4 separate regions of the Homo sapiens genome follow, and regions 2, 3 and 4 are each linked to region 1. A link is a loop called in an ENCODE intact Hi-C map of the cell type or tissue named here. Cell type or tissue: CD4-positive, alpha-beta T cell. All regions are shown on one strand. Each heading gives the region's core, and the rest is flanking DNA. Links, peaks and the distances in the headings are about the cores only.

The links. Peaks named below come from ENCODE experiments on the same cell type or tissue, not always from the same donor. Only the 100,000 strongest peaks of a DNase experiment are listed, where the experiment ranks them.
Region 2: it touches region 1 in a loop (7-fold over the local background); 32 of 110 quality-filtered maps call a loop at or near these places.
Region 3: a loop joins it to region 1, with 11 times the contacts of the local background. A loop is called at or near these places in 36 of 110 quality-filtered maps.
Region 4: it touches region 1 in a loop (10-fold over the local background); 16 of 110 quality-filtered maps call a loop at or near these places.

What each region holds. Positions count from the first base shown.
Region 1 is chr18:79,243,003-79,250,897 of GRCh38, forward strand. All of the region lies in intron 11 of ATP9B (ATPase phospholipid transporting 9B (putative)), which reads left to right. Among named protein-coding and RNA genes, the nearest start is that of NFATC1, 150 kb to the right of the region's middle. RefSeq lists enhancers at 2,318-3,517, 7,007-7,793 and a silencer at 3,579-3,788. In CD4-positive, alpha-beta T cell, for the core only: CTCF peaks have their summits at 3,709 (motif pointing left) and 3,909; DNase peaks (open chromatin) are centred at 2,699, 2,782, 3,421 and 3,719; H3K4me3 peaks cover 592 bases; H3K27ac peaks cover 1,153 bases.
Region 2 is chr18:78,981,036-78,988,930 of GRCh38, forward strand. The region is part of intron 1 of SALL3 (spalt like transcription factor 3); the gene reads left to right. Among named protein-coding and RNA genes, the nearest start is that of SALL3, 5.2 kb to the left of the region's middle. RefSeq lists enhancers at 200-1,029, 2,375-3,133, 3,828-4,342. In CD4-positive, alpha-beta T cell, for the core only: no CTCF peak of the experiment used is centred there; a DNase peak (open chromatin) is centred at 4,126; H3K27me3 peaks cover 1,860 bases.
Region 3 is chr18:78,871,633-78,879,527 of GRCh38, forward strand. No RefSeq gene overlaps it. Among named protein-coding and RNA genes, the nearest start is that of LINC01896, 100 kb to the right of the region's middle. In CD4-positive, alpha-beta T cell, for the core only: a CTCF peak has its summit at 4,060 (motif pointing right); no DNase peak of the experiment used is centred there; H3K27me3 peaks cover 214 bases.
Region 4 is chr18:77,896,195-77,904,089 of GRCh38, forward strand. No RefSeq gene overlaps it. Among named protein-coding and RNA genes, the nearest start is that of LINC01029, 94 kb to the right of the region's middle. RefSeq lists enhancers at 1,461-1,971, 3,821-4,337 and a silencer at 4,076-4,195. In CD4-positive, alpha-beta T cell, for the core only: a CTCF peak has its summit at 3,953; a DNase peak (open chromatin) is centred at 4,037; H3K4me3 peaks cover 837 bases.

The DNA.
Region 1 (7,895 bases), core at 1,052-6,051:
ACAACCATGGATTTTTGAAAACGATGTAATTCAAAGTTAGCTATTAGACTGCTATAACTATCCTTCATTCTTCTTTCTCTTTCTTTGCTATTCTATGTCTGCAATTCTGCTATTCTGCCTTAAAAATTAAAACGTTTACCTATTATTAGCTTCTGGTTAATAGCTAGTTAAGCAGATGTGTGGGCGGAACAGAAAATGTACAGAACCTAGTGACTTTGTTCACGATGATAGTAATTCTGAGGTGTTTCAGACATTGGTCAGCATTTTATATATCCTCATGTTTTTAATATAATTATAAATAGGTGAATATGCATTTAATTGCAAGGGGAATGAAATAGAATACTGATTGTAGTTCTGATCAGCAAATATTTTAGTCATACGTCTTGTCAAGACAGCTAATGGCTCTTGATTTAAAAATAGTGTTGAGTAGTTTTACATAGTGGTAGGTGCCAGATATCTGGAGAATGGGATGGAGATCTTCCAGTGGCTTATAAATCCCCACATATTTACACAATAAGCCAAGAAACACAGAAGGAGAGTGTGACATGTTACTTGACAGTGACAGCCTTGTGTCCTTGACTAGGTCCTGTAACATCTCTTCTGTGCTGATTCTGATACACCTGTATGTAGGTTATCAAGGTGGTGGAAACATGCTGAAGTCAGCTGGACCACAGTTGAGCACTTAAGCATTAAGGAATTTTCCTGATCATTGTCATTTTGTGGTGGTTTCTAAGATACTGTTAGAAGAACAATTAGCAACTTCAAATGCTATGTTTAGTGTTTCAAGTAGCCTTAATGAAACCAGACTTTCTGGAATCTCACATAAAAATGTTTTTCACTGATACTGTTTAGTAAATTCCCTTGCACAAACCATTAAATATGTTATACTTGTTGGCATGCCAAAGCAAGAATTCGGATGCCAACATTTTGAAATTAATTACTGAAGAAATTTCTCACTTTACTGTAGAAACTAATCTGTATCATTACCTCTTAATAAAGATAATCTAAGTTGGAAATTAAAGTTTTAATTATAAAATTAGTGATCTTGTTTACTAATAATCATTTAACCATTCTCTTTTCTAAAATTTTATAAGAGAAATAAGCAGGTGGAAAGTAGTCTCCCCACTACCCCCCCTCCGCCCCCTCTATTCTCCGCAGTTTCTTTAAAAACACAGTTTTCATGGCCATGTTCCAGGCAGGCTCCATGGAAGGAGGGCTAGGCTGGTGCCTGTCTGCTGGGCCACCCCCCTGCCCTCCTGTGCACCTACATTTGCAAGGACTCACTTTGCTTGTGGAAAGGAATGGTCCCATCTATTTTTCTCTTCTGAATCACAGCCTTTTCCCACCATCTATGGCCCAACATTTCCAAGGTACTTACTGGAATAATTTCTTCAATATCTCACATTCTGAACACTAGAAACGCATCAACTAATTTTTTTTTTAAGCTCCTTGAAAAGAGTTCAAAGCTCTTTGAAGGAAAGACAGACCTTGTGCTTGGGAATTTCGGAATACTGTGACATTAGAAGCCCTGACCACATATTTAGTAACTTTCTTCATGAGTTTTTAATAGAATCTGATGACATTTTAGTACTACACAAGATTTTTTGTTCAGCAACATATTTTGTAAATTATACTGTAATGAATATTTAAAAGTATATTTTAAGAGTGTTTCTACCCTACCCTGAGATATTTAAAATAAAGACTTGCTACATTCAGGGTAAAATAAAAAGGCAGATACCTCCCAGAAGAAAGATTTGTAAGGAGCATAGTCTCTTCAGTGTGTACTATTAGAAACAGACTGAGAAAATGAAAGGAGATGCGTGCTCTGTATTTTAAATCATTTTAAAGAAAGCCATGGTCTTCCCTTTCTTACCATGTCTCTTAAAGTTTTATGACTCCTAGTAAGAGACTTTCTTTTACAATATCAGTACCACTTAGAGTTATTATTAGAATAGAATCTATTTTTTATATGCTTTGGGGCAAGAAGTATTTGAGTGTGTGCCTTGTAAAGAAGCATGAAGCAGTCAGAACTCCTGGGCTCCTAGGGACCCTGAGGTCCAGTGACCTCCCACCCCCCACTGTCAGGATCTGCTCTTCTTGGAGTTCCTGCAGAGCTTGCTGGCTTGTTTGTAAAATACAATGAGAGCTTTATAACCCCCCTAAAGTCCTGGGTATTGTGTGTTTAGATAGTAAGGGTTAGAGAATAGGTTCATGCTCTTTGTAAAATACTTGTTAAAATAAATATAAAATTACCCAAATAAACTGTGTATTAGACTGAAAACCAAATGCCACTTCTATGAATGATGTTGCATGTTGAGGTTTCTGGTGTTAGTGGGTAGCTTACGTTATTGAAGGAATTATTTTAAATTGGTGGCTGGTCTTGGCAAAACCATTTAAAATTGATGCCTTCCTACATTAAGACAAAAAAAACAGTAAATCTGTTCAGGATCTTGAAATCATTAAGGAAGCTGTTGTTACAATGTTATCAACTTAGTTTTTAGCTCTGAAACTTCGAAAAGCCTTAGGAGGGCACCACCCTACTGACTGAGGAGGGCACCGCCCTACTGACTGTGCGGAGGGCACCGCCCTAATGACTGTGCGGAGGGTACCACCCTACTGACTGGGGAGGGTACCGCCCTACTGACTGAGGAGGGTACCGCCCTAGTGACTGTGCGGAGGGCACCGCCCTACTGACTGTGCGGAGGGTACCGCCCTACTGACTGTGTGGAGGACACCGCCCTGCTGACTGAGGAGGGCACCGCCCTACTGACTGAGGAGGGCACCACCCTACTGACTGAGGAGGGTACCACCCTACTGACTGAGGAGGGCACCACCCTACTGACTGCGGAGGGCACCGCCCTACTGTCTGTGCGGAGGGCACCGCTCTACTGACTGAGGAGGGCACCGCCCTACTGACTGTGCGGAGGGCACCACCCTACTGACTGCGCGGAGGGCACCACCCTACTGACTGCGGAGGGCACCGCCCTACTGTCTGTGCGGAGGGCACCGCCCTACTGACTGAGGAGGGCACCGCCCTACTGACTGTGCGGAGGGCACCACCCTACTGACTGAGGAGGGCACCACCCTGACTGTGTGGAGGGCACCACCCTACTGACTGCGGAGGGCACCGCCCTACTGTCTGTGCGGAGGGCACCGCCCTACTGACTGAGGAGGGCACCGCCCTACTGACTGTGCGGAGGGCACCACCCTACTGACTGAGGAGGGCACCACCCTGACTGTGTGGAGGGCACCACCCTACTGACTGCGGAGGGCACCGCCCTACTGTCTGTGCGGAGGGCACCGCCCTACTGACTGAGGAGGGCACCGCCCTACTGACTGTGCGGAGGGCACCGCCCTACTGACTGAGGAGGGCACCGCCCTACTGACTGTGAGGAGGACACCGCCCTACTGACTGTGCACAGCATTTCCGAGGTCCTGTCTTGAAATTAGGGCATCTTACGAGATGCCAGATTTTTATTCAGGGCCCCCTTCCTACCCCCCATAATCCAGGATGTTCAAGTATGTAGATTCTGGCCAGCATTCTGCGTGACAAAACATAAATTTAGGGTAACGCTTTTTGTCAGAAATAAATAAATGAGTGAGTGTATGTGATGTGCTGGACTGGTTGGGTTAGAAATGGCTGGCGCTTTCCAGAGAGCGGGACTGCAGGGATCAGGACGCGCGCCGGCCTCGCGCTCCCCCTGCTGGCCGCGCCCCGCGCTCCCCGCGCTCCCTGGCTTCCCCTCCCAGCCGCCTATGGGAGGTGTGAGTACGACTCTGAGACAGATGACTCTGAGACAGACGTGAGCACCGCAGCGGTGATCGGCAGTGTAGTGACTCCTACACTTCAGCCTCCTCCTCCTCCTGATTTTCAGTTAAACAATGTGGTGATTGTAAAATAAGATTAGGAATGATGTACATTAGAAAATGGATAGGCTTATCTTAATATTCAGTGCTGGATTTTTAACGTAATTTCTATACGTAGAGCAAAAATTAAATTTCCAGATAGTTTCTGGATCATTTTGCATGTTATCACATGCATATTTTTGTTTTAAATATGGCTTTGATGTATCACAAGTTGAGAACATTTGAAAGAATTTATAATACTAAAAATAAAAGTTTTAACTTACTACTTACCTTCCAGCCACTGTGTTGCTTTGCATGTGCTGACCTTTCATATATTGATTTACTTTGCGAAGGTTCTAATATATCAGTAAAGGCTGCCACACACTAACAGATGGAATCCAGTTGTCCTGTATGAACGTAGACAGTCAGCATGAGTTTTGTAAGGGCGAGCATGAGATGTGTATATGTGTATACATGTGTTCAGAGATGATGCTACTTTCTGACATTATGGACAATTATAAAAAATTCTGGTGAGTGGATACGTGTCCTAGGAAATGCTAGAGCCAGTATTGACATTTCTCAAGCGATCTAGGAGTCCAGCAGTTTGAGAAGATAACCTCATTCTGCACTCATGAAGCCCCCTTCAAACTTAGCAGGTAATATGCTTGCAAATTTTAGTAATAATTTTATCCTTAAAAACATGTTTATATAGGTCGGCGGACAGAGTGACAATCAATATGCATAGTCTGTAACATCAAAAGTTGGGTAGCTCCAGTTTGTGTAAACTAGGTGTGAGGGTTTACTTTGAACTCCCTTGTCTCTTAATTACGTGTCATATGTTGGTTTCAAACGTGGTTTTGCTTCCCTGTTTAGTAGCTGATTCTTGCATTAATACTTTTCTTATTTATACAAAAAATATAGTACTTTTTTATGTTAATGTTCAAGGGAAAACATTTTATATAATAACTATATAGCAAGCAAGGGAAAAAGCTTAAATTCTGAGTATAGAATAGGCAAAATGTTAAATTTCTTGGTAGGCAAACATGTAGGTTATGAAATAATTCTTTCAGAATAGACTTTAAATTGTCTATTGTGTAAATACAGGTTTTGATTTTTAAGAACTAAGGTGATAAATTGTAACATTAAGAATTGTTGTGCTGATACTTATTTAGGGAATTCTTAAAGCACAGATTATTGAGCCAACAGACTATAATGGCCAAAAGAAACCCTTCTTATTTCGCAGATCACTGAGGCGATAAACGATAATGGCTCAGCCACATCTATAGTGTGCGGTCAGCCTGCATGTACTACACACACTTAAGGCTTAGTAGTTCATATCCAAAAAAGAATAATAAACTTCAGAAGGAAAAAGACTATGTAGCATCACTTTTTAAAAACTAATACTTTTAATTTAAACTTCGTAATGGAAAAGTTGTTGCTCTAAAATTTAGTACTTAGATTTAGTGCATGAGTTTCATTTATTTGAAATGCAGAAACACAAATGAAGGTCTGAAAATTACTTATTTTTTTCTTGTCTCTTAAGATTCTACTAGCAGTGGAAAATATAGGGCTTATTTGTTTCAAAGATACTTAAAAGAATATGCTTTTTATAGGAATTTCAGTTAGGTTAATGCATAGCCCTATATCAGTTTTGTAGTCAGGGTCCAAATTCGAAATGAAGAACTGATCCACAAATAGTTCAGCTGATGAAAGACAAGCAGTGTTAACAGTTGTGTTTTTCTGTACGTAGTCAGCCATGTACAAAGCTGTTCTTCTCTGCTAGTGCAGAGTAGCATGAATGAATTGGGTGTCAGAGTCGAGGCTTTTCAAATTGTCCTATATTCACAGGGAAACTACAGGACAAACTAAAATAATTTAGTTTTCTGCAAGAGTTTAAATTGGCTATTTGAAGTTTTGCATTTTACTATTCTAAACTACTTCTTTGTAAGGGGTAAGTACGCGTGAGTTTTAAAAGATGGGTGAGAGTGTTTGGATGCCGACATCCTGTTCACCCAGGGTGACATCATCAGCAGTAAGTGTTGCACAGGCACTTTGTTGAATCATGGATAGGGCCTGAGACTTTACAGCATTCGACGTCTGCTCCAATTTGCCGTGTACATTGATTGCTTAGGAACTTAGTAGTATGATGTGAGTTTTAATTTTGAGATGGTTTGAAGTGTTGCTGTGTCATGGAGATAAGGTCTGATTCTCACTCGTCCGAGCATTCATTTAAAAAAAAAAAAAAGCCTGATCTTTTCTTGATTAAGCAGGAGAATACCGTATTTACCCTTTATTGTTGGTATAAACCATTATTTTACTGAGAACCATTAGCTATTTAAAACTTGGTACATAAATTAAAGAGGAGCTAAATGGATTTGTGATCGTTGCCATTAGTAGCATTTTAGATTATACAGGCAATTATTGTGTTCATTATCCTAGAACAGCCCCTTTGCAGAATCATTGTGGTTGTCTTAGACATTATGCACAAATTTTCCCTTGGAGATTAAAATTTGCAGTAGCATATTTAATTTTGTTATTGCAGTTGTTTCAAATAAATATTATGACAAGTAGAAGAAAATTTGCTTTACTAATATAGGAGATGACAATGAATGTTGAAAATAACTTCTAAGTGTATTTACATTACCTTTTCTTAAATAGTCGTAATTACTTCAAGTGATTAATATATTTTATGGGTGAAAAGTTTACAGTCATGGCAAAAGTTATCTGGTCTGTCCAGGTATTTAAGACATTTTTTAAAGAAGGAAGAGATCCACATCAAAACTAAAGTTACCACCTTCTTTATAGAATCTGTAACTTTATAAGTTAACTGGTTTTTATTTTAAATAGTTTATAAGAGTTCAGATTGTATTTTAGATCAGTTGAAGAAAAGCATGTTTCAGAGAAATTGAATATTAAAAGATTATTAATTGAAGTGGGTTAAAAAAATGCAAGTGTTGAAATGTGTCTTTTCTTCTGTTTTGTTAGAATTGAAAAAATAAAATAAAATAAAAGCAACCTACAAGCTTTACACTATATGCTGTAGTTTGGTTACAAGTTATATTCCAGGAACAACAGTCATAGTTCAGAAAATGCCACCTGCAAGGCACAGCCCATCCTTGAAAAGTTATATTTTATTCCACTAAATGTTTTATTGCTCTTAAGTTTAAAGGGGTTGGGAGAAGACAACATATACTTGGCTTCAAAGTGATTACATTCACTAGTCAAGCATCTGACCACATCTGTCTTCATCAATGAGAAAGGTAATAATGCTTTGATGATCTGCATATCGGTGTGCAGTGGGCGGCTTTGAATGTTTCCATCCAATACGTGGCATTTTTTGAAAGGAAACTTTGTATTCATTTCTGAATGTTTTTGTCCTGGCTTTTACAGTTCCTCACTGCTATGTTGCAGGGGAAAGTGTGAGGTGGTGGTTATGCATTTTGCAAGACAGTGATTCTTTATTTTATTACAAAAAAAGACCAACTCTGGAAGGCCAGATTAAATCATTCCTTTCACTTTTTAATGGGATTTGGATGAATAGAGTAAAATATGCACTTTGCATTCATTGATAGCATCTTTAGGTTGAGGTAATTGAGTCTTTTTTCCCTGAGTGAATGAATAATGACTTCATCTGATCCTCAGTGAGGCCTGAAACTTAGACCGCCTTTGTCACAGCAAAAGGATCTGGGCTTTGAAACATGCTCTACTTCCCTGGCTTAATTTTTCTTCATTTTAATCCAAAAACCTATTTTTCTCAATAATTCAAGCATAAACTATGTAGTAGTTGAAGTAGCGGAAATTGCACGATATTTGTCCTGGTTGTGCTGCTTTTTAAATAGAGCTGATAAATCAGCCGCTGTGGTCTTCAGCTGCCCCATTCTCAAGGGAAGGCACAGCCCATACCCGCAGCAGCGTTGGGAACTTCAGAACTGGTTGAGTACCGCTCCCTTTCCGACCATTTGTGATCTGGGGGAGCGGCGCTGTTACTGGTACTGTGGCTGACCCAGAGAAGAGAAAGCCCCATGCTGGAGCTCCGAGATGCTGCTGTG
Region 2 (7,895 bases), core at 1,892-6,891, 260 kb before region 1:
GCCTTTTCTCTCCCGTCTTTTTGGATCCGCCGAGGCCGGGCGCTGGAGACCTCGGCTTTGCAGTCATTTCGCTGGTAGGAGCGTCCTCTTCGAAACATCCAAGAGCAAAGGGCAGGCGCCGCGAAAGTTAAGAGACTGGCAAAGGGCTGGACTTCCCAGAGTGGCGCCTTAGCCCCGCAAAGTTTGGGGCGCCCCCACCCCCTTCGTCGAGTCAAAACCTCGGCCGGCGGCGCCCGGGCTTCGGCGCGCCCCGCGGGGCCCCCAGGGCGCCAGGAAAGAGGGCCGAGGAGGGGCGACCCCACGACCCCGAGCCCGCAGCACAGCTCGCAGTAAAATAATTTGCTCCTTAAAAAAACAGGCAGGCCAACTTTTATGATTGACCTGTTATAAGTTGTTGGAGGCAGATGGTGATCTTTTTACTCTGAGAATGAGACTGTCTGCGAAAAGGAAACGGGGCGGAAGAGTTTCCCACACAGTGGAGTAAAGTTTGACAAAGCGGGTAGACACCCATGTCGGATGAGAACGAGAGAGCATGCTTATGACGCGGCTGGAGAATTAATGAATTAAATAAAATTAGTGAGCTCGCTGGGGTCTTTTTGTTGCGGTGGAGGTAAGGGAGTCTTATCTGTGTAGCCAAGTCAGCCAAGATGAGAACAGGCGATATGCTAAAAAGAAACGCTTGCATATGGTGGGTAGATTAAGGACAAAGAATCTTTTTGTCATGGAAATGGATTTTTTTTTGTTTTGTTTACTTCATCACATAGAATTTCTCACACTTGGTTTGTTTTGTATCGCCCTCAATGACTACATGATCAAATGAATGGATTTATTTCTGCCGAATGAGAAAGACAGTCTTTCCTTCAAAAGAACTACATTGCGTCCCAGTGAGGAATTTTAAAGCTTTATTATTGTGGCTCCTGAATGGCTTAAAATCGGCTTTCACAGCCGCCCCAAAATGCAACAATGTAAATACTTCTCAGCTTTGTAGGGTCGGTATCAAAATGTGCGATGTCTCCTTTTATTAAAGCATATTTTAATTAATAGAGTAAACCCCCTGGTATTTAACAATTAACAAGCTGAGGCACTGCTATTCATTTTTAATTTCACTTCAGAAATGTGAGCATGCTGAACTTAATAGTGTAAACGTGTGGAGGGCTATATCGCCTATATTTGAAAGCCTAAGATGGGATAAATTATTCACAAGTTCTACTTTGAATCCCTCTTGTTGCTGCTCGAATTTATTTAGAGATGCAAAATATTCAGGTTTTTTACCCGTGGTAGAATTGAAGTTCTTGTCAAGCCTGTGTTTTTCACAGCATCCAGAATTGTAATCCAGACGTTGCCACAGTTCCTGGTCATGTTTTGCAAGAGGCCCAAAATACCCTGTGTGGGGCCGAGTCTTGGTCGAGCAGCTCACATGCTTGTTTGAGAGAGTTTAGGCAAACTATTTTTTTTAAGTTCTTTCTCATTTAATTATATTCGAAGCAGCTTGTTCAAGGAGCATAACAGACACTCTGTTCCGTGTTAAGTCAAGGAATGCCCCATTTGTGTATTACTCGGTCGCACTCAGCATCGTTCCTAAGATAACTAAGTAAAAATTATAAAAAGGTAAATGGGTGTGGAAACCAAATTACTCCAACCTGAGTCAGATCTCCTCAAAATTTTAATTTTGTTAAATGCAATGGAAATAAACAGACCGTGCCGGAAGTTGCAAGTGAGCTCAGTTAGTTTAGTGTTTTAGAAACGAGGTAAATAATTCCTTTGTATCACTCGGGGAGTGACATATTAATTAAAGCAGCAGGTCCATCTACATGCAGTAAAATGGAAAGCTACTGATAATGTCCTGCAGAACAAATATTCTATGCAAAAATGTTTAGTATAATGGGGGACAGAGATGCACTCACATTAATTTACAGCACAAAGCCTGTATCTCTTAAAAAAGAATTATGATTTATTTTTGAAGCAATGAAAAGATTCTATACAAAAATAACTGGTGCTACCCAAACCTTACCACTACAGGAATGAAACATGACGTGTCTAGAATGAGAAAAAGTAAGGATAATTTATGTAAAGTTCTAAAGTCATGCTTTTGTTAAAAAAAAAAATTAAGTCATTGAGACATTCCTAACAGAAATTGCTTTTTAAAATTACTTACTTGCAAATGATCTCATTCCTATTTTAGAAGAAAGGCGCTGCAGCTTTAGGATCCAGTGAACTTTGCGCCACTAGTAATCCTGTGAGCCAGCTGAATATTTTTGTTCTAAGAAAAATTAATTAAAACTTCCAATGACAGTTATATGCCCACTAAGAACTTTAAAAGATACAATACTGCTATTCTTTATTGTATAAAATATAATTTAAGAAAGATGTATTTTGTTGTTGTTAGAAAATATGTATTTAAGAAGGAACAAAAGGGTATTATAATTTAAAACCATTTACCATCCTGTATTTTGTTTGTTAGCACTAATTGCTTCAAAGTGTGTTTTTTTTTCTGCCAACTTAGAAGTATATGGCTGTCTTAAAAATCCTTTTAAATGTGTTGAGCATGTGATTTAAGAATTTACCAGTGGTTTTCACAGACTGTGTTTGAATTAAGGGAAAGAAGCTCGGCCACCAGTGCTTGGCGCAGGATCTTTTTCTTTTATCTGTATATGCATGGTTTGCCCTCAGTGCTCCCCCAGCACACTACACACATTTACAATTCAGCATACCAAAAGGAACAATGCAGGAGCTACTTTCTAACATTCACAGGCAGATTGCTTTCTCTGAAACATGAAAGGTAAAAAGTAAGTAACCGGGTTGGGTGAGGGGAGAGGAAAAGAAGACTTTGCCAACATTTCTTTTAAAAACAACATTAAAAAACTTAACCTATTTAAAAGTGCACGTTTCTGTGATCAACAAAAAAGCATACCAATTAATTCCCAGCTTGCAGAGAGAGAGAGCTGATTATGTAACAGTTCTCGAATTTTATGTGCAGTACGTTTTCAACTTCCATGGCATATGCATTATCCAATATTTTTAGATCTGTTGTTCAAAGCCAGAAAAAGGTATGGAGTAACAGCAGGAATTACTTAGCAAGCTGATTCTTTTTTGTATACAAGATGATGGTAAAAGTGGGTCAAATTTCATTTCCAACTGCAATCTCTAAGAAGCTGTACCATTCATTTCCAGGTAGCCCTAAGAATATTTTCTTTTGGGGGGAATTCAGCAAAAGCACAACCAGGGTTTCTATTCTGTGTGCTGACCATTAGTTGGAATTTAGCATTCTTAAAAGTATTGGCACCAGCTTTTATTTAAGTACAATAAAAATCTTTTTCACTTCTAATGAGGATATGCACCATCTTTCAGTGCTGCAAGATAGTTTCAAGAAGCATAACTTTTAAATATAACAGGAAGGATTTTTTGTTTTTATTAGTTTTATTTTCCTACATGATTTGTTCAGTAGTTGCCAGAATAAGACCAACATGTTTTAGTCTTGGAAGGACAGGTTTGTAATTACAGCATACCTTAATTATTACACATTTCATACACAATGAAACAAACTGTATGTAAAAATTGAGCAATTTAATGTTCCAAGTAAACTTTTATTTAAAAAAAAAAACCTGTCTAGGGTTATTTCTCATGTAATTTCGACACATTTATGATTTAAAATGCAGCTAACTGATTTCTAAGCAAACCAGGCCAGTCACATGCCAGAAAGTATAAAATATTAATTGTAATAAAATAATGGAATGGTTTCTATGTTAGAGATGAAGATTGATTTGTTTCTTAATTAAAGGGAGGCGTTCTCCAGACTGAGACGGTGTCCACCAAGGGGATCCGATAATGCCAGTGTGGTGTCTAAATATTTTCCTCTGTGGGCCTGTCTTTTTCAATCACCTTCAGATTAGTTCTGCTTACTATCTAAAATCCCTACCCCCTTCGCATTCTCTGCGAGCATTAGCAGCCAGCTCGGCGCAGAAAGCCTTTTTGTCTGATGTCTGAAAAGGTGGGGTTGCAGAGTGCTGGCCAGCTTCCGACCGTCTCTCCCTGAAGGTGGGTAGTTAGAAGTGCTTTGACAAGCCTTGCTGATTTAACCTTTGCCTGCTTTGCCCTGCCAGGGGTGGCCACTAGATGTCAAGCTCATAATACAATTAGTGCATCTGTGCTGTTGACCTTGGCAACAGGGCTCACCACTGTTCTGTTAAGTGTTAACACTGAATCTGAGTGTTAACTAGAGATCCCGCGAGCTTGCGCCGTGCTGCACGGCTTCTCAGACGCCATCTAGTTCAGCACAAGTGTTTATAGTTCTTAAAGAAGAAGAGAAAACGGCTTTCTTTTGTGTCGTTATTGCATCTTGAACTGTTTAATTAACCCTGCAGGTGCCGCGGCACTTTGTCGTGATTCGTCGGCGTTACTGGTCTTTTCGAGAGTGACCTTCACCGCACTGTTTGGTAATTCTGTTGTAGGATCTGTATACGTGCAGAGTCACTGGCTTCAACGACCCAGGGCAGTGGCTTTTCCAGGATGATTTTTTGCATATGTGCAAACTTTGCCTGTAGAAATGAAAGTGCCATGAAGTGCTGACAAATGATGGAAATGATTCCATCGCCTGATCCCGAGTGTGAGCGGGCTGATGGTCACAGCTGATGGTAGCCTTGCTTCTGGACGCAGCGTGGCTCATGTGCCCCTCTAGAGCTATTTACATGTAGGCATTTATATGTCTAAGTGGTTTTGCGTATTTATTTCTATGCATAGTGGATTTGAAAAATGGACAGTGTTTGGGTGCTTTCAAGTAGGCATGTCATGAAATAGCACGTTTAATTTCATGTGTCGGATCAGTGAGACCACAGCCTTTGAATGTAAACCATCTGCATCTTCACCAAAAGTGATTTAGCAAAACCTTGTTTTCACCCCCTCATCAAATTTCGATTGAAATTGTTTGCATCAGCTGACATATTTCAGGTCTGCGTATTTTTCATTAGGCATAGATAGTGATACACACGCGTTCCTTATAAGTGTGATGACAGCATAACATCTAAATGAAAGAACTATTGTGCAACCTTGAAGTGTAACAAACGTCTTATTATTTGAAGCAGCGTCGAGGGCAGATAGTTAAAGCAAATGCGAGTGCTGTCCAGCTCCCATCTGCATGTACCCATAAAGGCAACCGTGTCTCCTCCCGGGTGCTTCACTGCACAGGTTAAAAACTGCAAATGTTTTAAGCAGAAGACAGTTGGTGACTGTGCCACAGGTGGTCGTGACTTAACAAATTTGAGGTGTGGGCCATGGCGTCGACGCGCGGGAGTGTGTGGTCAGAGCCGCGTTGAGCATGGCAAGAGTGCCCTCCACTGTTCAGCGCTGTGCGTACACACTCTGAGGTCTCGGGAAAAGGACAGAAAATTTTTCTATTGCGTCTGGAATTTCTTCTACATTGTTAAACACAGTAGGGGTCTCTATTTGTCTCCTCCTGTTTCACAGCTTGGGCTCAGTATGTGATAATTCATCTTTCTTTATGGGATTCAAAGCTATCATAAGGAGTTAAAAAGAATTAATTTGCAAGAAAATAAGTGTCTCCTAACAATTTAGGAAAACTGGAAAAAAATGCTTTCTGGATTTTTAAGAGATGGAAAGGCAAAGGAAAAAGTCCGTCTTCCTTTCCTGAAGATCCACGTGGCATTTTAAAGTTACTCATTGAAGTGGATAAGTTAACAACCCTTTCCCTGCACTAAACAAATTCTGCTTCTCTTGTTCATTGTAATGAGTAAAAAACATGCAGCAAAAGTGTATTGAAGGTGAGCTTTTGAGATTGATAAAGGAAATTACAGAACACCTATATTAATACTACTTTGTAATTGGTTAGCTTACTTAAAAACCACTGTACTTGAAATGCCAAGAACTGTAGCTTGAAATTTTTGAAGAAAGCATCGTCTTAAATATTATATAGGTATACACAGCATATCTTAAGTTATATATTTCATACACAAAATTTATGTAAAAATTGAGCATTTTAATATTATTCTAAGTAAACTTATTTTTAAAAAAAAAACCTGTTTTAGGTTTTTTCTCATGTAATTTCTCATGTAAAACCAAATCAGAGGATTAGTTTGCTTGGAAATCACATAGCTGTATTTTACACACACATATTACAATGATGTTTTTCACTTGTGGCTTTAAAAAGATCATCCAGGCTAAAAATTCTGCCTGTCATTCTGATAGAAGATAGATAGATTCTATAACAGACCAGGGATTAAAGCTGAGCGAAGACCAAAAACAGACAGTCTGAGGGGTTCCTTTCACACCAAGAGTCACTCCTAAGAATAGGAACATTTTTGTTAAACATTCTGTGTATATTTTATTAGTTAGAAGGGGAAAATACATATTTTTTTTAACTATCGTCTTTGAAGCTATGCTTTTGTTAGAGGTTTTCTCTGAAAGGCCTGTGGGACCTTCCTCCCCTCTTCTGTACAACTGAGAAACACAGACAGGAAGGAATGTGCACATGGTAATAGAGGCCCTGAAAATCTAGGTGTAAACAGCAGATATTGGGATCACTGTAAATTAAATGGAAAAAAAAACTATATTTTTATCCTGTGTAGTGCAGATGGCCAACATGGCACCATGGGTGTGATACTTAATTTGAGATCAGCTAAGGCGGGTTGTGGCAGAGCAGGTCCTGAGGCCACCTTCACGTTCACATAGAAGCAAATGGGTTGGTACTTCCTAAAAGTAGCCCTGGCCAGATACTCTCATTCACCAAGAAGGGAAGAGTGTTCGCTAAGTTCTGTTAGTTGGTGAACTGGTTGGCATTTTTCTTAACTTGTTCTAATAAAATCCCATTCCTGCCCATCCCCTGCCTGTTTACAGTTTCACGTCTCTTAGCTGTTGAATAGTGTGCAAAAAATAAGTTCCTTTGACATTAATGATAATGTTTGCAATGCTTGCTTTTTAATTCGCCCCTTAAACAAAGAGAGGAAGAAAATGAAAATTGCATTGGAAATAAATTTCTCAAACTTGTCACTGTTGTACTGTTGTTACAGTGCCTCGCTGACATGGTTTTGCCTTGACATAAAAAGTTTAGGCCATATTAATTAATGTAATAACTTCTATTTTTGGAACATGCATACAGGCCAGTTCAAAATACAAGTTTAATTTAAAAAGGTGGTTAAATACATTTGAATCTGACATAATACTGGCTTTAAATGATGGCAGGATTAAAGGGCTTTAGAAGTTTATATGATAAAATTGTGGACTAAATGCAGATTTTTCCCATATGGGTTTGCTTGTTATAGACAGCACTTAAACGTAAGTAAATAATGTCAGATTGGCACATAAACACTGTAATATATGCATTTAATCATCATCATGAGAAGGGCCATGGAAGCAGTTTATAAGAACTTATTCTTCAGAATGCATCAGAAGCCAGCACTCCTCAGTCTGCAAGCCAGCAAAATGTCTTTCTAGTTCTCAGGAAACTCTGTCCTTAGTAAAATATGTTCACTTTGGTTATTTCCTACAACCAGTTCAGTCAAGTGCTTACTATTGTTTAATAACATTCTTGAAGTATGCAGACAGAATTTCAATTCCATATGTGATTGTTTCAATTCCACACGTGAGTGTTTTTACCTGTATTTCTTTTATTCGGGGCTATGTTGTGAAATTCGTTCTTATCTACAACTTTTATGGAATGCTAATCACATTCAAATGTTGATAGTGAGACACAGTCACAGCTGGGGCACGCGAGAACAATTGAGGTGATCACATTGATATTTTATACACACCTCAATAGAAAATATAGATGATGATCCTGATTTGCCTGAAATAATCTGAGTTGTATTGAAATTTTTTTCCTTCATTAATAATAACCTTTAAGGTCTGTTTTAGTCAAAAGCCAAATTTATTACGGAGCTTTGCTT
Region 3 (7,895 bases), core at 1,521-6,520, 370 kb before region 1:
TGTCCTTTTCTTGGTGTTAACACTCCAAGTATACTGAGTCCTTTGTGTATATTTGAGCAGGAAAGAGGAGAAGGCTTTCTCATGTGCCAAACGGAAAAAAAAAAACAAAAGTATCCTTTGCTTCAGTTGTTAGGCAAGCACTTGGTGATTTGCCGCACTGGCTCAGACACTCAAAGCAGCAGAAACAAACTCTGCCACATGTGTGTCCAACAGGCAGAGCAGTAACTACTCCGAACTTCCAAATACAGGCTGATGTCACTGGGGGATGATATCCTCTGGCTTCTGACCACAGAAGCCAGAGGATATCTTCTCTAGTCACATCCACAAATCCCATAAATCATGGCACCTACCTCTCCAGCCCCCACCTTTCTCTGCAGACACAAACTCAAGCTCTAAAGACAATTCCTTCATGTGCTTCACTGGCTGAAAAGCAGCAAACTGTAGCCCAATATATTCTCACAATAGATAATCTGCAAAAGATGAAAGATCACACTACTTGATTTTGACAAAGGTTTTATAATTCCCTACATAACACACCCAGTATTTTTGTACGTACAGGTGTTTTATCTTGCACTCGTGGGCCTTCGCATCATTTGAGCACCGCACATATTTTCCTTCTGTCTATATTTGGTTTGACAATGTGTATTGAGAATCTCCTACATGCCAGATGATGAGGTCAAAGCAGGGAAAGATACAACCCTCTGACTTCCAACCTCGGAGCCACCTGAGTGGAGGGGGAAGATGGGCATATATTTTGTATAAACTCAAAAATGATGAATAACATTTTCAACTTTTTAAAAAAAAGTTTAAAGCAGCTGGAAATGTTTCAGATATTGCTTTACTTTTACTTTTCTCCCTACATCTTTAGTTTGGTATTTTAAAAAAGTTTTTATACCTATCCTGTTTTGTATACATGTTTTCAAAGAAAGAATTTCTTCCAAGGTTTGTGACCTTTTGATGGGAAACCTGGGGTGTGTATCTCTCCATTTGTGTGGGCAGTGCTGTAAAAGCTCCTATTTATTCAAATCTGCCTGGGAAAAATGTAAGGTCTGAAGCTACAGGCCACAGAGCAGCAACAGATGTGACATATGCCACAGGAGTCACCATTAGGAATGGGAGTTTTCTCAAAGACTTTTGCTGAAAGCAAAGGGTTGAAATAGCTATTACCTATGGCATGCAAGTGTAAGGACACAGGAATCACAGCTTAGTTCATAACGTGTTTTGGAAACGTCTAACACGTAGAACAAGATATGTACAAGGTTTATCCATCTGAGTTTATAATAAACAGGCAAATACATTTGCCAGGATATCTACTTCCATGACCAAATGGTGGTACTTCTTTCACCTAAACCATTTAGCTAAACAGTGTCACCGTCATCATTACAGACATTTGGCATATAAAAAGAAGGTCTAGACATAACAACATCATAAATTTTCTTTTTCTTTTTTTTTTTTTAATTTTTGAGACAGGGTCTCACTCTGTTGCCTAGGCTGGAGTGCAGTGGTATAATCAGGGCTCACTGCAGCCTCAACCTCCTGGGCTCAATCGATCCTCCCACCTCAGCCTTCTGAGTAGCTAGGACTGCAGACACATGCCACCACATCTGGCTAATTTTTTTATACATGTATATTTTTAGTAGAGATGGGGTTTTGCCATGTTGCCCAGGCTGATAAATTTTACTTCTTTCTTTCTTTTTTTTTTTTTTTTTTTTTTTTTTTAGTCTCCCTCTGTCACCCAGGCTGGAGAGCAATACCACAATTATAGCTCACTGCAGGCTGCAGCTTTGAACTCCTGAGATCAAGGGCTCCTCTTGCCTCAACCTCCTGAGTAGCTGGGACTACAGGCACATGCCACCATGCCCGGCTTGTTTGTTTGTTTTTTTGTTTTGTAGAGCTGGGGTTGTTGCCCAGGCTGGTCTTGATCTCCCATCCTCAAGCGATCGTCCCACTTCAGCCCCCCAAACTGCTGGGATTACAAGCATGAACCACCACTCCTGGCCAATTTCCTCTATGTGCATATTTTCCTTCCTAAGCTAAAAATTAACATCATTTTTATGTACTAAGCACTCCTAATAATGAAAGTTAAGAGGCCAGGAGTGGTGGCTTACATCTGTAATCCCAGCACTTTGTGGGGCTGAAGTGGGAGGATGGCTTGAGCCCACAAGTTTGAGGCTGCAGCGAGCTATGATGTAGCACTGCACTCCAGCCTGGGCAACAGAGCCAGACTCTGTCTCTAAAAAATAAAATAAGAAAGTCAAATAAGAAAACATTAGGTCAAGAACTAGAACATCAATAGACAGAAGCCAGTTTTCTAAACGGTCATGGACATGTTTCATGTCTGCAAAAGTTACCATATTGTATAAACATAGAAGAAATGATCATGAAATAACAAAGCTTAGACAAACGCACTCTGATTAACAGACACCATGAGCCCTGGCTGCTGAAGCGGTTGCTGTGGGCAGCCTCGTGGTTTTCCCCCTGGTTTTGCCTCACTCAAAGCATTTTTAGGGTTCCCCTTTTGTAATTGTCTTCAGAGTCAGTTAGGAAACCAGTTTAGAAAACCCAAGTCCCTTATTTTATGACTATACTTATATTTTTACCAAATTGGTTATGCAGCTCACATACTTACCCTACTCATCATACTCCATTCCAAAGAACTTGAGTCACTCACATTAAATCACTTCCATGCAGAGGCTCACACGTCTTGGCCATCAGCGAGATGCAGAAGGGTGAGCTGCAGGCCATGGAGGTGGCTCAAACACAAACTGTTCAGTATTTTCAAGCAATACCAGGTTCTTTTGACCAAATGAACAAGTAGGCTCTGGGAGTGACTTTCCTAAAGAAGGCATTATTCTGATTCATATACATTCTGTATGTGTTTCTAGTCAGACCTTCAATGCCTTCAGAAGGCCTACGTGCTAGGGAGACAAATATGCCATCCTAATTTCATTTCAAGATTTGAATTACTTTTGTTATAAATACAAAATTCTTATGATTTTATTGTTAATAATAAAAGTACTGACTGCTATGTAACAGCATTCACCAAATGCTCTGCACATATTACCTCACTTAATCCTCACAACAACCCTCTGAGACGGGGATCACTATCTTACGAAATTTTTCTTATGAAAACACTGAGAACAGAAAGATTAACAATCTTTCCCTAGGTAGCACTGCTTGGAAATTTCAGTGCCAGCCACCAGTCCTAGTGTTTTGGGTGCAAGACCTACATTCTTAATTCTCAACCACTGTGCTTAGCTGGATGTGGATGTGGACGGTGTGCCAGGTATGAGATGGCGACCAGAAACAGTGAAGGTCTCACAATCGCGGACTGGCATTTCCGTGGAGGAAGAATAAAGCAATGACAAGGCTGGCAAGGGACTACAGGGTCCTCGGTGAGTGAGGACAGCAGTGTGGGGATGTGGAGCCTGTTGGGGAGGAAGGAGAGCTGGGGCCCACCTTGACTCTGCACCAGTACGGGTGGAAAGGGACAAATCGGCTCCACAGGCCCCCAAGGCCAGGCAGCAGCTGACATGCTTGTTGAAACCCTGCCCTGTGGAGCTGCATCCCCAGGGCACTGTGTGGTGTGGCAGCTGATTCTAGACCTGGAGAGCCTGACTGCAACACCACGGCAGTTCTCCAGCTGCAGGAGGTGTGGGAGGTGGCATCACTGAGCCTCTGTGACCTTGCAGGTACAAGGACCTTCAGAACACGGCCTCCCCTACTGGGTCTTGGGAGGGCTCAACACATGGCCTTCTCTGAACAAAACTCAGCAGAAATCATGCTGAATTCCGGACTATGTTACCGGGTAGTATGGTGCAACTCTTATTCATTCAACAAACAATTGTGAAACAGGAAGAGTGCATTTGGCCCAAAAATAACCCCTAGATCAGCGCTCTCCTAACAGAAAGCCGGATGCCCAGCCTCAGCAGAAACCAGTGGGGCTTCTCAAAAGAAACACTTCAATTCAGCTCCATGGAACTCAGTTAAATCCCTTTATAACAAATCTCAGGCAGAAGCACTCTATAGAAGGAAAGGACAATCTCTCTCCTCCCAGCAGAGGGCGTGCTGATGGCAGACGGTGCTTGGAGCAGCAAAGTTAAGGAGACTGAGGCCCTTGGAGTTTGGGGTTTGGTTTGGTTTGGTTTTTAAGCTTTTTTTTTTTTTTTTTTTTTTTTTCAGATCTTAACCTGTATAAGGCTTGGGAAAGCAATAGCCAAAAAAGACAAAACTAGAGCTTTGTGTGGTGACGGCATCATGTCCGCTGACAGCGTCCAACCTCCCTTCATGGGATGCTCAGTGAAGAATGTGTAAAGTTCAAAGCAGCCCGGGGGCAGCTGCCCGCCTGGAGCGCGTCTGGACCAAGTTTGGCATCCGTGTGGCTGGGCCGGAGTGCAGAATCTCAGGGTGGCTGTGGCTTGGCCCATCCCGTTCCCCAGGCTCCAAAAGACACCACAAGGAAGAACACCAAGGTGTGGCGGCCCTACCGGTGTTTAGCGCCTGGCCACAGCCACCAAGAGTTGTGGCGGCCCTACCTGTGTTTAGTGCCTAGCCACAGCCACCAAGAGTTGTGGCAGCCCTACCTGTGTTTAGCGCCTGGCCACAGCCACCAAGGACCCCCTGCTCGCTTGAGGAAGAAAGGATTCTAAGTTATGGTGAGAAAACCTGCATTCTCAGCCCTTCCACTGAGTTAGCTGTGCGTCCTCGGCAGGTCCTTGAGCAGCTAAGAGTTACCTCCTCTACAAAACAAAACCACTCACGTGAAGCATGGCGTCCAGGCAGGGCTGCTGCGCCCTGGTGAGGACAACTGGGGTGTGCACCCGTTTCTAAGCCTCCTGCCCCTTCTCGGAGTGCCACCTCCTTCCCTGCGCTCCGTCCTGGGTCCACTTCCCAGAGGCCCCCCTATCTGCTGGACACCATGTCCTTCTCGCTCCCTGCCCTGAGCTGAGTGCACTTGAGGGCTGCCTTGCAGTTTACACATTTTAACAGGAGGCTTTTTTTTTTAATTCTAAAAAGCCTGTAAGTTCAACATAAATTAATATCTGAAGAAATTGTTTCCAGAATATGGCAGGATATAAAGTAATATTTTGGGTTCAATTTAACAAATTTTAAAGAACACTCTACACAATGCTCTAAATATTTCAAGAGATGAATAGCTTAGGGTTCTCTACCCTCAGAGAGTTTTCAATTCGGTGGAAGGCAGTTGGGTGGGGGCAGGGGGACGAGATACCACACAAATATGGGAAGCAAAGCAAGATAGAGCCACAAAAGAAGAAAAAAAAATATTTCAGGAATTCAGAGGCCAATGATTCGCATCCAATGAGTTGGGAAAAGCAGGAAGTTTCCAAAGAGGCTGACCTTTGAAATTGGCCTGAGATTGGATAAGACTTCCTAAGTGAGCCGGGGCAGGAAAGGTGGTCGGGGACCCAGGCAGATCCCACGAGCAGGGACGTGCCTGCTCCTCAGACCTCACAGCGGGCCACAGCGACTCCACCCACCTCTCCCATGGCAGGTACAGCTAAGAGATACCACTTGCTACAGTGGTTTATACTGGAGAAGACTCGCTGCAATCACAATCTGATAGGAAAATGCAGTTGGTGGAAATAAAGCAAGAAACCTCAAAAATCACAGATGAATGAAAAGTACATGAAGCAAGGTTTTGCAACAAGCTGTCTACATTCCAAGGCCCCCAGAGCATTCATTTGGAAACAGACGGGCGTCCATACGACCGGTTTTCTCAGGGAGTTTCAAAGGAAGCCCTGCTTTTGTTCGGATGTCCTACTTAATTAATGCAAAAGGGAAGATGTGCTGTGTTACCTGCAGTGAAATGCTCAGTTCTGCATTTCACAGATACCACATATCCTCAACCACGGGCAGTACACGGGAAGTTACTCACTTTGCACCTATTAAGGCTAAGTAGTACGCAATTTGCACATTTCATGGAATTGTACAAATATTTGGCATCATTATGAGCAATCTTTAAAAGTGCTCCATTAAACTCAGCTTCTAATTATGATGATCGAGGAGGAAGGCTGTGGTTTGCAGCAGGAATTGCAGAGATTGTCATGAAGGGCATCTGGTTTAGAATTCAGCTTAAATTCGGAAGACACACACTACATTTAGTAACATAGCCCGCTGAGGAACACTGATGGAAAGCCTGGGAAACCATAAACGGTGCTCGCATTTCTAGAGTGGAAAATGTTCTAAAGTTTGTTCACTGCAATTCACATTGTATTTTGTAAGGTTTCTTGGTTCTCATTCAAGGCACCAAAAACACAGCAGAGAATTTTATATTAATTGGAACATTAATAATGCATTTCTAAAGCAAATGATGTCTTTCGGATTTCAAAGGAAATTTCAGAAATGTGTGGCCAAAGTGTTCTCTGCAGCTCAGCGGGCTGAGCCCATCATCAGGGATTCATGCGAATGGATTTCTTCTGGAGATCCATTGGCACTAAATAAATTGGTGGATAAAGTAAATGCATTCACGTAAACCGGTTTGATTAGCACCTCTCGCCCTTCTAAATGAAGGAATAATATCCTGTGATTCTCTAACAGACGCTATTTCAATGGTGTCTGTTCAACATGCACAGAATCCCTTAAAGATTACAATTGTATTAAAAGCCCCAAACATTAATTATATCCGCCAGAACATTTCACAAATGGGAAGAAATCTTTAGGGCTTTCTGTTCCTCAAGTGCCATGAAACACTGGAAGTGTATTCACAACAACAGCAAAACACCAACACCGTCCCATTCCAGGCTGGTCTTGTCACCTGAGCGCGCACACCGGCCCTCAAGGCGCCAGCCTGGTCCTGCCTTCTCTGCCCCCTCACTGATGTTGGGGGGCCTCACACCATCACGACTTCTCTGAGAACACTGACCATGTTTTCTCAAATGCCCTTGCACTCACCCAAGCACAAAGAGGTGCCCAGGTCATGACCGCGGGTTAGCGCGACGGTGGCTGAGCCAAGCTTCCCTCCTCACTTCAGACCACGCAGCCGGCTGGAGCCTGTTGTGCGTCCCAGCGGCCACTCCTCCCTTTTTCCTCAGCATCATCCCTGGTGTTTAGATGGGCATATACCTTTGGAAAGATCCTACTGCTTCACTACTTCAATTCAAACCAGTTTGCTATGTTTTTCTTGAAACTTTCAGGATTGTGTTTCTGCCTAACATCAGATGAAGAGGAAGACTGCGTATATAATGAAAAAGACTACAGGCCAAAGAACATCCTGATGGAAATAAATAGGAGCATAATAACTGCAAATCCTACAACAGACCCCGAGAAAAGGTTTGAGAATATCGCAGTGGATGCACTTGGAAAAGGCAGTAAACCACATGGGAAGGCCCTGGGAAGACAAAGACTCAGCAGGAGAACAATGGGTGTCCCTGCTGCAGACGACCAACCAACGGAGCGGAAGATGACGTCCAAACATCATGTAAGAAAATGAAATGAAAAAATCTAAGGTTTTGTAGATGGAAAGAGGACATTCTGGCAAAATTAGACACACAGCAGGCAACACCAAAAATACAACTGTTATCCTTGTAACTGGGCATGACTCCACCTGTCTTCCAAAGCTGGGAACTGCAGCCCTAGAACTCCCTGCCTGCGCTGGTCCAGGCTGAGTGCGCCCATGTGCGGGACGAGGAAGGTGCAGGTGAGGCTGCCGTCCCCGAAGGGGCGTCACGCCGGCCTCATGTCGTCCTCGAAGGGGCGTCACGCTGGCCTCATGTTATCCCCGAAGGGGCATCACGCTGGCCTCATGTTATCCCCGAAGGGGCGTCACGCCGGCCTGATGTTATCCTCGAAGGGGCGTCACGCCGGCCTCATGTTATCCTCGAAGGGGCGTCACGCCGGCCTGATGTTATCCTCGAAGGGGCGTCACGCCGGCCTCA
Region 4 (7,895 bases), core at 1,809-6,808, 1.3 Mb before region 1:
TTGAGGTGGGATCACCTGAGGTCAGGAGTTTGAGACCTGCCTGGCCAACATGGTAAAACCCCGTCTCTACTAAAAATAAAAAAATTAGCCAGGCGTGGTGGCAGGCACCTGTAATCAAGCTACTTGGGAGGCTGAGGCACGAGAATCACTTGAACCCAGGAGGTGGAGGCTGCAGTGAGCCGAAATCACACCACTGCACTCCAGCCTGGGCAACAGAGGGAGACTCCATCTCAAAAAAAAAAAAAGAAAAAAAGAAAAAAAAAGGGGGAAAGTGTCTTTCTCACCTTTAAGAATCTATAGGATGTTGAAGTTTTACTTTACTGCAAAAATTTTAAAAATGTGGATGTTTTTGGGGATAATTTGTTCTATAATGTTTACTATCTCAAAGCAAAAATAAAGACATTCACCTGATGCATGGCCTCACAAACTGGGACCCGTGATTGTGAGCAGGGTGAACAGGCTGAGGCCCACAAGCCAGTCTGGTTCTTCCCTGACTTTTCTAAGTGAAGTTTATCGGAGAATGGCTGCGCTCACCCACTGACATGGGGCCAGCGGCTGCTGTTGTTCTGCACAGGCGGGGTGAGTAGCTGCAGCAGAGACCACATGCCTGGCAAAGCCTGAAATATTTGAAACAGGCTGATTCCTGGCTTTGAGTGCAGATTATCAGGAAGACAGAGTTTCCACAATGCTGTCTTCTCTCAATGTGTTACCCAAGGGTAGCTCTTGGGGAAGGCTGTAGTCCAGAAATAAATGTTTCCTCAAGCACAAGAACATCAAAAATAAACTAGCTGCCAGTGATGGATCTCCCACTCAGCACCAGAGATATTACAAAGCATTTGCAAACACTCGTCGTTTTGGAGCAGGCAGGCCTGTGTTTTACATGCGAGAGTGAGGAGTGAGGCCCGGAGGTCAGGTCCTTGTCCTGGGTCTCCCGCCCACGAGCCTCAGATCTGGCTCTCATGCATTGGGCCATGACCAAACGTATTTATTCTCACATGCTTTAAGATACCAAAAAAACAAAACAAAATTATACTCCTTGATAAAATATGTATTCTAAATTTAATGAGAGGAAAATGAGGGCTTTAATTTTCTTCTTTTTGGGCAGTGTGCACACTGAGGCGGGCTTAGTCTGCTATCAAAATATGCAGCAGTGGGTTTATGTAGCTGAGAGGTCTGCTGAATTTTCACTCTTAACTAAGCATGCAAGATGAGTACCAAAATCATTACATTTATGTGTTTTTAATGGCTTGTCTGGGTTGTGTTTTGTCCACAGCTAGTGACGGAGCTGAGTGCCAGCCAAGTTTTTTAGAATTCACGCAGCTCCACTTCCACATCGTAATTTGACAAATACCGAGGGCTTCTGCCATTCCCCTGGTTATATTTCTGAGTCAATACACAGCAGTCAGCCGGCAGGGGATCTTCCCAGTCTCCTCCCATGGTAATGAGGCACCCACCTGGCCCAAGGAGCCTCCCACGCTGCAGGAGGGTGCACGTCGGGCGAAGACAGGGTGCTGCCTTTCACCTTAGAAGAGCTCTTTTGATAGACATGGTCTTCAAGGGAAGTGAAGTAAACCCCACCTCTGACAACTGTGGAGATTCTTGCGTTCCTTTGAGGGAAGCCCCCCGGCGGTGTTGCTAGACAGTACCCATTGTTTGTACCTGGCTATTATTTGTACTGAAGTTGTTAACAGAATCAACATATAGCCTGTGGTGTGGAAGTAGAGACACCCTTTGATATAGCAAAAGTTAAAACGGAATCAACCCTTAGGTTGGCAGAAGAGGGAATCCCAAACTTTCCATTTATATGAAAATGCACTTCTCCATCACAACCACCAGCCAACGGACCTCTGATCAGCTCTCTGATTTACATCTGAGTTTGTTAACCATGATGTTTTTGCTCTAAACACTTAAAATTTCAAATGCGATTTCGATGGAAATCCGAAGTTAGACAAGTTTGACTTGGTGATTTAAAACTATAAATCGCCTTATTTTTCTTTTAAAGAAGACAAGTTAAGAAAATATGAAGAATTTGGAAACACCATAGTAAATAAACTAAAATAAATATTTTGTGATTTTAGTACTGGTATACAATACAGTTTTTTACTAAACATATTTGATTTCTTTACTAGGTACACATATATTTGAAATTTCAATGTCAGTAATACAAAAACGTACTTCTAATTTTCTTAGGAAAAGACAAATTGCTGTTTTGAATATTTCACAGCTACATTGCAAAATACAAGTGACTGTAAATAAATCACATACAGGAAGACAGAGTATAGGCTATCCTGGGGGTAGGAAGAGTGTGATCTAATGTGCATTTGCTTTTCATCTACCATGAGTGGCTCCCACTCTTTGAGTTTGTCAGAAGAGCAAAGTAAACCAGGGAATGTTCTGGGATTGTGGCTGAACCACCCCAGAAATCTGGAGGGTTCTGATGAAAAGCAATCAGTGGAAAGGCAGACACCTTTTTTAAAATAATGGGGTCAATGGCTCTTATTTGTGAAAACAATTTATAGAAAGGGAACAAATGATACACAAGTTACGCAAAAAATATGTCACAGCCCATGATTGTACACATCACACCAAGATGAGCTCCCCAGGCAGAGAGCACACAGAGCCCCGTGTCCCTGACGGAAAGCCAGTGAGATCCAAAGGGCAGCTTTGGGAACAGTATTAAGCTTCGGTAGCCTGAAAAGTAATTGACAGAACTGTTATTATAGAATTAGTGGGACAAGAAATGAGTCTTCTATAGCACTATCACAAAAATATTGTTACGTATAAAAATTTATTGGTGCATGCTTAAAAATTAGTTCAACTTTCCCTCAGATTCAAAATAGTTCAGTATAAAGGAAAAAGAACTTCCAATAATTAAAAAATATATTTATGACAATCACTATAGACTAAGTGGTTTTTATTTTTCTTTACAATATTTACTATAAATGTATAAATATTTATGGTAATTGTACTCTTTGCTTATATGTGTGTGTGCAATAAGCAATAAACCTAGTGTTAAAACTTTAGTTCTGTTAACATTTTTTGAGAAATTTTTCAACAGTTAAAAAAAGAATATTCTGTTTGAAGCATCTTAATCGGTGACGACACTCAAATAGTTGTCATGGCTTTGAAATTTAAAAAATCAGTTTCAATATTTTCTTTGTTTCTTTCTTTCTTTTTCTTTCTTTCTTCTTTCTTTCATATCATTTGCGAGGTACAGAGCTTGGATATTTGGGTATTTTTATGTTGATCATGTGTTTTAAACTACTGGGGAAAACCTGTAAAACATTACTTGTTAATTTCTATGGACAGAAAAGGGCTATATATATTATATTATATTATTATATTATATTATATTATATTATATATATATATTTCAAACATGAACGGATACTTAAACCAGTAGAAATAAATGTTTAAATCAGAAGACTTTTGTTACCTGCCGTTTTGTTTTCTAAGATAGTTTTTATAGGTGCTGGGCACATTTTGATGGCTGCTTTTCATTAGCAGTCTCTAGATGCCTAATTTCCTCTTCATTTTTCCCCAAGATACTGCACAGGGCTTCTGCAAATACAATTGTTATTGGACTTAAAGGGTGATCTTTGCCTTTTCACTGGAAAACAGCCATTTGAGGTTACGTGACCCATGCAATATATTGCACCTTCAAGCGCCCCAACTCTCTCTTCGCCCTGATATTTTCAGATCCTGAAAGCATGTGTCTAGTGCGCGGTGGTCCCAGGCCACTGCTGCAGACACTGTGGCCCCATGGCCCGCGGGGAGGAAGGGGCTGCGCGGCCCACAGCCCGAGCCTCCCCTCTACCCTCTCCAGCTGAGCCCCGAGGAGGCCGCTGCTCCGTGTCCTGGACTCTGAGCAAAGCCGCGGGCCTTAGACCCTCCCCAGCCTCAGGCGAGCCCCAGTGCCGACACCTGCTAAGAGACGGTGCATTGCGGGCTAAACCCGCAGACACTGAGCGGGGACGCCACTTCCGACGGCGTAAGGCACCTAAAGTAGCCACAGAGGAAACTGGGGGTGCAGGAGCTGCAGGAGCCCCGGCGGCCTGCAGGGGCGGTGGCGCGGCGCTGGGCGCGCGGCCGCTAGATGGCAGCGCAGCCCCGGCCCGGCCCGCGGGAGGCGGCCACGCGCGGGGGACGCGGGGCGCGGCGCGCTGAGCGCGGGTGCCGAGGCTGGAGGGCGCGGCCGGGCTCCCGAGTCCTCCCTCCGCGGCATCCTTGTCTCCACCCTCAAATGTCCTGCAAGCCAGGAGCCTCCGTAGGAACCGCTGCATTTTTATTTTCCTCTAAATTTCACACAGGTGAAGCCTGTGTTTGAATCACTGAGAGGAGATTCAAATGAGGTTCCTGACGGGGTAGCTGCTCCAAAGAATACCAGTTTCCTCTGCGAGGAGAATCGCGCCCCTTGGCAGGAAGCCACAGCCCGGCCCTGGGACCCGGGTTCCAGGTGCAGACGGCGCTGGCTGGGGTGCGGGATTTCGGAGTCAGATTTTTACTGGGAGCCTGACTGCTTGTTGTTGTCTTGATCTATTTCTGAACAATGTCCAGATAAAAGACACTGTACTTAAAATAATTTGAGAAACTTGAACTATATATTGCACTATTTTTTTTTCTCTCAGAGCATAAATAGGTGTATGGTTCTCTCTCTCTATATATATATACATATGTATATACACACACATGTATAAACACATATGTATTTCTTTAAATTATGTCTATAATTTAAATATATAGTATATGAACAATATATAATATATATCTTATATATTATAAAAAATCTAACTACAAATCTTCCCACTCAAAGTCATTAAAGCATTGTATATAGATATAATTTAAAGACATTGATTGATATTTTCTTAGTAGCATTAAATATGTGCCCTTTGAAGGCTTTTTTTTTTTAATTGCCAAAATGTCATCAGTCTCATTCCAAGGTTGCAAACACTCACTGCTCATAATTGTTTGAAAAGTAGGCTGGGCGCGGTGGCTCACACCTGTAATCCCACCACTTTGGGAGGTTGAGGTGGGCAGATCACTTGAGGTCAGGAGTTCGAGAAAAGCCTGGCCAACATGGTGTGAAACACATCTCTACTGAAAATACAAAAATTAGCCAGGTGTGGGGGCGTGTGCCTGTAATCCCAATTACTTGGGAGGCTGAGCAGGAGAATCGCTTGAGCCCTGGAGGCGGAGCTTGCAGTGAGCGAGATCACGCCACTCCACTCCAGCCCAGGCAACAGAGCAAGACTCTGTCTCAAAAAACAAACAAACAAAAAAACAAACAACAACAGAAAAACGCCAATATCATTACAAATCCTCATCACATAGTAAATAAGACATGGTAAATAGTAGACTTTATACTGTGTACAATTTTAATTTATGCAAAATATAAAGTTGTCCATTACCGTGATTTTGATCCAAGGCCTTCAAACACTCTCATTATTAGTAGCGTCTGTTAGACTTCACACTGTTTTCTGCTGCATGCTGTCTAGGCCTCACAAGTGGTTTTAACGCAGGAAAACTGTTGCTAGAAGTGCTAACTGATTCTTTTAGAGCTTTGATTAGAGCAATTATATTAAATTGAAAAAGTATGCTCTCTTCAATGAGTTATTTAAAAATATAAGATAGCCTCCTTGGTCCTAATCTTCACAGGAATGAAACATGCGTGTAGAATACCTGTGAGCTGAAACATTGATCATGGGAGTGACACCCCTTGTTTCAATTCTCCACTGCTGTGCGTGTTTCATGCCCCAAGATCCTCGAAACAAAAATGATCTTACCTGGTTCTGCCTTATGTAAAGCAAAATATAAATACCTTGATGTGTACATCCAGATATGTACACCTATGGCCTATGCATTCCTCATGTCTTGTCAAGTATCTTTTTGGAATTATTTAGTTAAAATACAAAATAACACAATTCTTTCATATTTCATTTTTTCAAAAATAAATTCTTCTTCAAAAATTTTGTTCTGGAGTCGTGTTCTGAGTAATGTTATTGCTTAAAGCTTGAATAGTGCTAATTACCAAAACCAAACAGAATGCTACTAAGGTATAAATTATGAAGGATCTTTATGGCTTTTGCAAATACAGTTGTTATTGGACTTAAAGGGTGATCTTTGCCTTTTCACCGGAACACAGCCATTTGGGTTTACATAACACAAATATTTTCAACAAGCTATATGCAGTTTGTAGGCCCTGGGTCCATAGACACATTATCTGGACACCAGTTGGGGGTTTGTGTGGAATAGTGGATACACTCCTACCATGAGGCAGCCTGCAGAGCACTTTGGGCCTGCCTGGGGTCGACACCTGAGTCATTTTCTGAGGCCATGCAATTGGTGAATACAAGGACATTGAGGGTTTCAAAGACTGATTGCTTAACCTTTGCTAATGTTTCCTCCTGACCACTGTGATTCTTGCAAAGCTCCCTTCGCAAAGCTGAGCTGAGACCTGGGTGTTGGCGGAAGGTCAGTGGGACCTCTTCTGTGGGCAGCAGGAACCCTGATACTCCCTATCCTTCACAACCACCACTGTCACTCACCTCTACCTGTCAATCATTGCTGACTGATAATTGTCTCACAATGTATTAAATCCATGATTATTTATGGAAAAAACAACAAATGTTTATAGTGTCATTCACAGTAGGCTGCCTTTACAATTCAACCTGAGGCAGTCCAGTGGTCATAGCATTTGGTCTTTCCACACCTGTACCAGAGGTGGCAGCTACACAGAGATTTTCAGTGTCCTCAATTCTATCCCTCCTGCCTATGGATGATGTGAAGGTCATGAACATTCGGCTCTGGAACAGCAGAGAATAATGCTAGGCAGGGATCCTTCCAGTGGCCACAGCAGGAGCACACTCAGACAGAAACTGCTGATTTCTGGCCTTTCCAAACAGTCAGGTGCTCACACTCAGCAAATGCAATGATCATTTCTACCGAACAATAAGCTGTACTGCTGAATATTATTTTTTTCTAATGACTCATTATCCTGGAATGATGAGGAGATGAGTAGAATATAAGTGTATTAAAAACATAATTGTTTTTCTATTCAAACAGAAGCGCGCCATGCTTCTGTTTCGCATGCGGGAAAACGCCTAATGAATAGGAGAATCTTTGCACCTTTCAGTTTGCGGCAGTGCTGGCCCCTAAATGCGTCTTTAAAATCCTAATTGCTTTTAATTCCATCCGTTACCTGATGATTTCTTTGGCCGGAGCACGTGCTTTACTGTCTATCCTACTCTGCTTTTTCCAGCAGTATTGCTTCCAAGTGCCATGCAGTTACACACAGTTATTTATGACATCTTTATCAACGTAGATATGGGCATTGATATAAATAGTTTGCAAATATTGAGGGAAAAAATAGCTTAACAGTGTGTTAAACTGGGCAAATTCTATGTACCAATGATACATACACATATACATGGATATACACACATATATATATTTATATGTGTATACCATGAGTACATAGTGTGTATATACACGTATCTATACATAATACATATATAATAGTATACATACATTACCTATATATAAGTTTAAAAACCATGTATATATATAAAAGTTCAGTAATGCTCAATTTTAATTGAGTACACAAATGTTATCTATGTAAGTTATTAACACCCATAAAGTTAGAGTGAGCACACACACCTGCCTGCTTGTATTCTCCAAGCACATCACCGGGAAGCAGTAATTTCCTAGGATTACAGAGGCACCCAGGTAAGACCACCAGAGCCGCGAACAGTGGGGAGGTCCTCCATGTGCGCAGACATCTCATCGCTGGTGTTATTCTGCATAGTAGGGTTCCCAAGGACTGGCATTTCTCTCTAAACTGAATTTAAATAAACTTTATCTGGTGTTTACAAACAGGGCTACTGTTTGTAAACACC